2 separate regions of the Homo sapiens genome follow, and region 2 is linked to region 1. A link is a loop called in an ENCODE intact Hi-C map of the cell type or tissue named here. Cell type or tissue: mesothelial cell of epicardium. All regions are shown on one strand. Links, peaks and the distances in the headings refer to the core of each region. The heading gives the core; the rest is flanking DNA. Region 1 overlaps IFT27 (intraflagellar transport 27). Region 2 overlaps CACNG2 (calcium voltage-gated channel auxiliary subunit gamma 2).

The links. Hi-C counts contacts between places; a loop is a spot of excess contacts. Peaks named below come from ENCODE experiments on the same cell type or tissue, not always from the same donor. Only the 100,000 strongest peaks of a DNase experiment are listed, where the experiment ranks them.
Region 2: a loop joins it to region 1, with 31 times the contacts of the local background. A loop is called at or near these places in 6 of 110 quality-filtered maps.

What each region holds. Positions count from the first base shown.
Region 1 is chr22:36,769,042-36,773,420 of GRCh38, reverse strand. The region is part of intron 1 of IFT27 (intraflagellar transport 27); the gene reads left to right. Among named protein-coding and RNA genes, the nearest start is that of IFT27, 4.9 kb to the left of the region's middle. In mesothelial cell of epicardium, for the core only: no CTCF peak of the experiment used is centred there; a DNase peak (open chromatin) is centred at 2,622.
Region 2 is chr22:36,560,237-36,564,589 of GRCh38, reverse strand. CACNG2 (calcium voltage-gated channel auxiliary subunit gamma 2) reads left to right here. Exons shown (of 4, transcript NM_006078.5): 4 at 1-3,733. The coding sequence ends at 239. Among named protein-coding and RNA genes, the nearest start is that of EIF3D, 33 kb to the right of the region's middle. RefSeq lists a silencer at 1,148-1,376 and an enhancer at 1,015-1,530. In mesothelial cell of epicardium, for the core only: no CTCF peak of the experiment used is centred there; no DNase peak of the experiment used is centred there.

The sequences.
Region 1 (4,379 bases), core at 201-4,200:
CTCGGCCTCCCAAAGTGCTGGGATTACAGGCGTGAGTCACTGTGCCCGGACCTTTTTTTTTGAGGCGTAATTTCACTCTGTCTCCCAGGCTGGAGTGCAGTGGTGCACAACCTTAGCTCACTGCAACTTCCACCTCCTGGGTTTAAATGATTCCCTGCCTCAGCCTCCCGAGCAGCCGGGGATACAGGCACACACCACCATGCCCAGTTAATTTTTGTATTTTTAGTAGAGATGGGGTTTCACCAGTTGGTCAGGCTGGTCTTGAACTCCAGACCTCAAGTGATCCACCTGCCTCAGCCTCCCAAAGTGCTGGGATTACAGGCGTGAGCCACCCACTATGCCCGGCCTCTTTGTGCCCTTCTTTACCCCCAACTCCCTTGGGTAGTTCTTTCACCTGAGTGCAGCCACTGCCTAGTTAGTGGCTCCTGAACTCCAGCCTGCGCCTCAATCTGCAGCCTCTTTTCAGGGATTCCACAGCATTTCCTCTTGGAAGTTTCCAGGGACCAAAAGACCTCAGCCCAGAAATCAGCCCCCTCTGACACCTGTCCACCCACCCCCACCACACACATGCCATTGGTTTTATTTTTCCATCCATGACCCACAGCCCTACTGTTTAAACTGAGTTACTCTGTTTTTTCTCTCACATAACTGGTCATTGAAGGACCTGACGTTCAGTTCAAGTGTTTATGCATTGAACAGATACTCGCTGAGCACCTACTACGTCAGAGTCACCGTGCAAGGTGCAGTGGGCCTGCAAGCATGAGTCAGTTGCACTCAAGGAAGAACTAAGATGCGTGTGATACGTTCTAACACAGCGAACACAAAGTGAATGCCCTTTGTGTGCCAGATGCGGGGAAATGCCTCCAGGCACAGCTGCTACTTGTTCTGGTTCTGGAGAAGAAAGAAAACAACATTTGACATTGATCTGTATTTTGTTTACTTTTAAAAAAACACTTAAATAGTACTTATATATGCCAGGCACTGTGCATATTAACTCATTAAATCCTCATAACAATTCTGTGGGGTAGGTGCTATGATTATCTTAGGTTATACATGTTGCAGCTGAGGCACAGAGAGGTTAAGTAACTGATTTAAACTCACACAGCTAGAAAGTGATGGAGCTGGAGTCTGGCTCCAGAGTCTGTGCCCTTAAGTACCATAATATGCTGCCTCTTGATATACATGGAGATGGTAATAGAGCCTCCTGGGAGGGTTGCTCTGACATCACATCGTGCGCTACCACTGAGCAACGATCCACGTTAGCCACACAGATAAAGATGAAGGAGGGAGAGATGGCCTTCAGAGGCTGTGCAGGAAGGGTATTCTTTGAGCTTTCCTTGCAGAGAATGGACAGGATTTGAATTTGGTCTAGGGGTACCTGGAAGGAGGTGGCCTTGAGGAATTTCCAGGGACTGGGCGAACAGGAATGCAGAGCCCAGATTTGGGGTAAGGGATTACTAGGGAGAGAGTGGGAAGGTGGGTTAGGGCTGACCGTGGAGATGGGTAGGCTATGAAGGAATCCTCAGTGGGGTTTGTGTGAAGGTTTGCCAAGATGGAGGCACTGTGTCATGGGGGTCCACCTGTTGATGCCACCCACTGGGTGGATAACAGCCGGGAGAAAAAAGAAGAGAAAAGAAGTGTTCAAGGCACAGTCGGGAAGACAGAAAACGCAGTCGTCATTTCAGCAGAGAAATTTTAATGTATGGAATTGCTTCATCAAGTGTTGGAGAACTGAGGAAGCAAGAAGGCAGCATTGAGTTGACACAGATTGGCGGGCAGAGGTCGGGGTTGTCAGAAGCTTGAAGAGACCCAGGGAGCTGGGATCCGGACCCCTGAGGAAGGGGCCCTGCCCGGCTGGTCCCGGCACCTCAGGAGTTCAGTCACCTGCCGCGTGACCCCAGCACATGCCACAGAGCACCAGGACCCATTTCCCACTGGGAGGAGCCCAGCCCTGTGTTCAGGGCAAGACACACCAAACCAGTTCCAAACCATCCTGGAGGGTCCATGTTTTAAGACCACTCCTGGTACCAAGGACTACATAAGTCAGGGGCCAGGCAAAAACCAGCAACTCTACTCGGCATTTCAACAGTGAGGATTTCAGTAGGATGTGAATGACACTGGTGCTAGAGGACTGGAAGAGGAAAAGGGGGAAACTGAGGCAGCACGGGTAGTAACTGCAGGAAGGAGCACCACCTCTTGGGCTGGGGAAGCAGAGGGAAGCATGTGGGGCTCTCAGCCCAGAAGCAGGGAGGAGGGGCCCTGGGAGCCAAGGTGTGGATCTCTGAGAAGAGGGCACTGCCCGCTGGCGCTGTTTCCTCTGGGGGCAACAATAAGCTGGTCTGGGAGTAGGGAAACACACACACACACACACACCCCAAGACAGGAAGCAGTTAGTGCTGCTGGGGTGCAGGCCATTGCTAGGGTAGTACTAAGAAAAAGGAGAAGCAGGCGGGAAGAGCAGTGTCCTCTCCCCCGACTCCAGCCTTCCCTTCTTCTTCCAGAACTCCCATTGGCAGAGCCTAACAGGAAGCTCCTAGCAAGGGAGAAATGTGTCTGCAGAGGCCCCTCCCCTGCACACTGTGGAAGGATGGGCTTGGGGCTGAGATAGAAACCCAGCAGTGAGGCTGAGCTAACTGGGGCAGGGTCAGCAGGGAGGGCCGAGCAGAGGTGGGCTGAGACTCAGCCAAGGATGTGAGGAATGCAAGGGAGGCTGCCTGAAGATGGGAGGAAGGAGGAGGAGCAGTCAGAGGTGACCCGTTGAATCTGGGGACGATGAAAACACACGGTGGCGTCACAAACAGAAAGCTTGGGTGATGGGGGCAGCCCACTCAGGACCAGGGCATGACGGAGCTTGGCTGTAGACAGACTGAGGTTGGAGGAAGGTCCTTCATTCTAGTGGCAACGCACACGGGTTTTTGGATATACAGACAAAGCTTGGGAGGGAGATCCTGCCTTCTGTCAAGGTGATGAGAGTCAGTGGGACGGAGTGGACTAGGAGCAGAGCGCCGCCGATGACAGGCCCATGGGAATGCCCACACTCGGGGGGCAGAGGGGCAGGCAGATAGCAGGAGAACCAGGCCAGGGCAGGGTCACTGAGGCCACGGGGACAGGACTCGGGAAGGAAGGGGTCACTTCAGGCTGACTCACATCCTTCAGAGAAGTCAAGGAGGATGAGAACCAAGAAAAGGCCATCGGCCTTGGCAACTGTGAGGTCACAGGTGATCTCGCATCGTGCCCTTGCAGACGTCATCCTCTCTGTCCTGCAGCGCCCTGCCTGCTGTCGCCCCCAGGCCCAGCCCTTGCCCCTAGGGAAGCCTCCCTCCCCAGTGAATCCTCTCATTCATTTCTTTTCTCGATGCTTCCCAGACGCCTTGCTTCTCAGTTTGTGCTATTTGAATTTGCACTTGTCATCCTGTTGCTCTGCAAATGTGTTTATCAGTTATTTCACCTCCCTGTGCTTCTGAGCCCTCATAGCCAACACAGGCGGTTTCCTGTAAGTGTTGGTGACTCTGACTGACAGTCAGAGGAAAGATTTATGAAATTAACCAGAACAAATCTGTGAGGAATCTCATAAGCAGGAGGAGCCAACTTCCAGCTGAATTCAGGAGCAGAGCTGAAGTTGGGAGGGCGGGTGCAGTCAGGGCCCAAGGAAGGAAAGCGATGCGCTCTGTTTGCTCCGAGATGGGTGGGTACCCCTTGACAGTCTAGGCTGTGGTTGCCCCAGATGTCATGGAAGGCGGTGAGGAGGGCTTGGAGGGACAGCATTAAAAATGGGTCAGAACTCACTTCTGTAATCCCAGCACTTTGGCAGGCAGAGGCAGGCAGATCACCTGAGGTCAAGAGTTTGTGATCAGGCTGGCCAACCTGGTGAAACCCCGTCTCTACTAAAAATACAAACATTAGCTGGTCATGGTGGCGTGCACCTGTAGTCCCAGCTACTCGGGAGGCTAAGGCAGGAGAATCACTTGAACCCGGGAGGCGGAGGTTGCAGCGAGCCTAGATCGCACCACTGTACTTCAGCCTGCGTGACAGAGACTCCATCTCAAAACAAGAAAAGTGTCAGAAGTGGTCCCTGAGCTCTAGGAGAGGAGCAGGGCCTGGGAAGAGCGTGAGGTTGGAATCCTGGGCGAGTTACCCAGCCTCTCTGAGCCTCAGTCTCTTCATCTGTCAGGTAAGGTGAATGATACCTTGGCGGGGAAGGAATGAATGGGATTGTGTGAACAGGTCCATGAGGGGGGCTCAGCACATATTGGTTCCCTTCTAAGGAGTGATGACAAATAGAAAAGCAGGACCTGAATAGCTCACTCAAACCTGGAGGAGTTCACATAAAATGAAATGCCACAAGCATTGAAATAATTGTCTTACAAGGGAAAATTATA
Region 2 (4,353 bases), core at 1-4,000, 210 kb after region 1:
AGCCCTCACACTCCAGGGACGCCTCCCCCGTGGGCATCAAGGGCTTCAACACCCTGCCGTCCACGGAGATCTCCATGTACACGCTCAGCAGGGACCCCCTGAAGGCCGCCACCACGCCCACCGCCACCTACAACTCCGACAGGGATAACAGCTTCCTCCAGGTTCACAACTGTATCCAGAAGGAGAACAAGGACTCTCTCCACTCCAACACAGCCAACCGCCGGACCACCCCCGTATAAAGACCGCGGGCCTCGCCAGAAGACCGCGGGAGGAGGGCGCGGTCCCCGGGGGCGGGGCGGGGCGGGGAGACCCAGACCCTCCGCTGGGAGACCTTCCAAAAGCAAAAACAAAAAACAAAAAAAACAAAAAAACAAAAAACAAAAAAACACACACACACAAAAAAAGAGAAAAAACATAACAAGTAAATTTTAAAAAAAAGAACAAAATATAAGAGGAACAAAGAAGCAAAACAACAGGAAATGTGGGAAAATATAAACGAGGGAAGAAAACAAACTTTAAAAAAAAGCGAGAGGGATAAAAAATTAAAAATAGAAAATAAATCTAAAAGAAAATGCATGATTTCCCATGTACCATTATTTTAACATTTAATAAAAATCAATTTAAATGAAAAAATAAAAGGGAACCAAGATAACATTAAAGCAAAAAAAAAAAAAATGAGAACAGAAAGGAAAGGGGATGTCCTTTGTATTTTTCAGGGTTTATGTTACTTTTTTTTTTTTTTTTTAACTCGGGGAGAGTTACTTTTCTGTTCCCTTTAACCCCCAGCGGGCCCTGCCTCCCTGGGAGATTGGGGGGCGAGACTCAGGGGCCCTGGGGCCAGGTGAGCCTGCAGTCACTGCCAGGTCCCTGGAGCCCCTGGGTGGGTGCCCCAGGAACTCCAGGAAGGCTCAGAGCTCGAGCCGGCTCCGCCCAGCATTGATGGGGCAATCGTAGGCCTCCAGGTGACCGAGCCCTTGTCCCTCCTCTCCGTTAGGGTGCCTGGAGGGGGGTACACTTGGGGCTTGCCTGGCCCCAGGTTCCCAGTCCTTAATGCTCCTTAACCCACTGTGATGACTTCCTAGGCCTTGAGGAAAGGGAAGGAGAGGGGAGGCTGCCGGTGGCTTACCAAGATGCCGGAAACCCCGGAATCCTCAGGGTGAGCCTCTTGGGGTCATGTCCCCAAGCTCCTGTCCTTGGGGTCAGGAGATGCCACCCCCCCCCCCGGGGGACATGAAACAGCTCTCCCTCCTCACCCCTCACCTCAGGGCCACCTGATGACCCTGGGGCGATGGTGGACCCCCTGACTCATAAGCCCCCCAGTCCCCTGGGAAGGGGGTTCATTGACCCTTTGGGGGTCCTTGGACTCACTGATGCCCCCTTGGGGCCCAGCGGGTTCAACAATGACACTGCAAAAAGGCTTCTTTTTACAAAAGAAAAAGGAAAAACAAGTGGTGATTTTTTTTTAATAAAAAAACCACAGACTATAAATAAATGTAAATACAAAATAAGTGGATTTACTTGCAAGAAAATCAGATAGTATTTTTCTTTTAATTCTTTTCCAGCTTTAAACTGTGAAAACAAAAAATGGGGCGGGGTGGGGGACTTAAACTTTAGCAGGGAACTTGTAAAGAAAAAAAAAACAGAAAACGAATATACAAATCCATTTACAAAAACAAAGCAAAACCGTTGTGAGAGGTGAGAGCTGGGCTTGAAGGTTGGAGGGAGTAGCGGAAGGTCCCAGTGAGCTGCAGGGGGTCTCTGTGATGGAAAGGTGGCTTCCTCAGACAAGGAAGGTGCTGCGAATGGGGGAAGACAGAATCCAACAAAGAAAGAGACCACACACCCCACACGCACACAGGCACGTTCACACACACATACACAGTCCACTTAGCCCAGCACTGCAGTCACTCACAGGGACACACTCAGTCTCAACCCTTCCATCCCATACACGGCCAGGGGCGTGGCTCAAAGGAAATTGACTCATGCCCTCCAAAGCCATGGACGACAACAACTCCACACTGGCCTTTGTGTTCATTCACAACCTCCCAACAGAGCATACACATGAACACACACATGCACACATACCCACACACGCACACATACCCACACACACACACACACCACTCGCATGCATGGGAAGGGCACCCGTCTAGAATCCAGGACTGGATTCCGGAATTCCTTGCTGCATGGCCTCTCTGGGCCTTAATTTTCCCCCCATGTAAGCATGTGGATTGACCCAGAGAAGCACTAAAGGCCCATTCTTGCTCTATGTATCTGTGACTTAAGATCTGCCACCTGCCCCGAGGATATGCCAGGGATGACCAGGACAGCTGCCACCAAGCCCCCAGGCTCATCATCAGTCAGCCTCTCAGACACACACACACACACACACCATATACCTCCTCACTGTGCTCCCCGAACACCTGCCCCCACATCCAATGTCAAAGCAAAAATACACACATGTGAGCAAACATAAAGCTGTTCAGGCAAAGAGGGGAAAGACGCAGGGGTCCCCAAAGCCCTTCTTCACTTTGTGTCCCCTTGCTGCGATCATGGAGAGTTAAAGAGGCTTCCTTGGGAGAAGAGCTCTGCCACCAGGGCTTCCCCAGTGTCTTTGGGGGTCTGTGAAAAAGAGGATCCTCTGAGGTTTACTGGGAGGGCTCAAGGCTGAGGGAATGGAGAGGAAAATTTTAGCAGTTCCATCCCAGTGTAAGGACCAACCCCAAAAGTTAAACTTGCACCACAGACTAAAGGTCAAGGGCATCCTGTGTTTCTCCCCTTTCTTCCCCAGAGTGACAAGGGCCAGTTCAGACTGACAGAAATCCAACAGCTTTCCTGAGCTGGAAATTTCAGAACAGTCTGCAAGTTACTCCCAGGTGACTGAAGGTCAAGGTGAGGCCCCCCTGCCTCTGCCTGCGAGTCTCCCCCGGTTTGCATTTTTCTTGACACCGGCATTTCCTGAGGTTGAGCTCTCTGGGGAGTTCTAGAGAATGGCTAGTAAGGCTTTTTGAGCTTGCACATCTCACCTGCCTTTCCTGTCTTTTGCCTGGGAAAGGAAAGTTATTTTCCCAGGTCAGCAAGGGGCAGAACATCGGCCAGCCCAGCCCAGAAGTACAGGGGGAGGTCATGGGCCCTGGGGCAGAACAATGGGAGACAATTCAAGGTGTGGTAACAACAACCAAGTTGCCCTCAGTCTGGGCAGAAACTGAACTCTACCCCTCTCCCACCCCAATCTTGCCCGCCATCCCACCAGATTCCAGACCTAAAGGGATCAAGGATGAGAGCGAAGGGAGAAGGGAGGGTCCCCAAGAAAACCGCACCCAAGCGAGCACTGTCTGAAGAGAAAAACTAGCTCCAGTTCTCCGAATTCTGGCAGAGCGTCTGGGAAGGCGATCAGTGCTTCTTTCCATGGCGCAAGGCCTGGGTTCTGGGTGTGCTTGAAGAAAGCCACTGGGGTGTGGGGTGACATCGCCATGGCTGAGAAGGGGCTAGGGGGTCCGGAGGGAAGGAGCCAGGACCGGAACTGCAAGGGCGTTGCTGCCCAGGGGTGTGGATGATTGCTCATGTCCAGCTCAGACCAGTTCAAGAAACTAACCTCCATTTATTTTCTTGGTGAGTCCTTTTTTTTTTTTTCAGACTGTTAACAGAAAAAAAATTTTAAAAAGCAGAAAACTGAAAAAAAAAATCCTGGTACATGAAATAAAGATTTTTTTTTTTTATAGCTTGGTCCTCACTTCAGTGAATTTCTTTAATTCCTTTCCCAACTCCTGGCATCCTATTTAAAACAATCCTAAAGCTACAGATTATTGGGGATGAGAGGTTTAGATGCTGTACAGTAGGGTGTCCCCCCACTCTCTAGATCATGAGTTCCCTATTAAATATCCTTTAGGGATACTTGCACGCCTCCAGTGACAGCGGGCTCACCCCCTCCAAAGATAGCACCAGCCAGTGCTAAGCAGCACTCTTTGGCAAAAGTCTTCTCTGCACACTGAATTTTAATCCACCTCTTCCTTCACACTCCAACAACACTGAATAAATCCCTTCCCTTTTCAGCATGACAGCCCCTCAGATATTTGAAGACAGAGAGCATGACGTCCTTGAGTTTTATCTTTTAGAATAAAGCAGCCCCACTCAACATCCCAGTTACACTCCAGGGTTTCCATTTTCCCCCGTGAAATTGTGCAGTTTGGAATGGACATGACCCTACCAGTTTACTCAGGGGGCTCCCTGCAGAGGGGTGCTTCTCAGGAAGAGGAGAGCCATGGAGTGGCAGAAGAATGGGGAGGGTCCCTGGGACTCTCTTAACTTGAAGAGATGAGAAAGACAAGATGGAATGCTAACAGGAGGATTTGA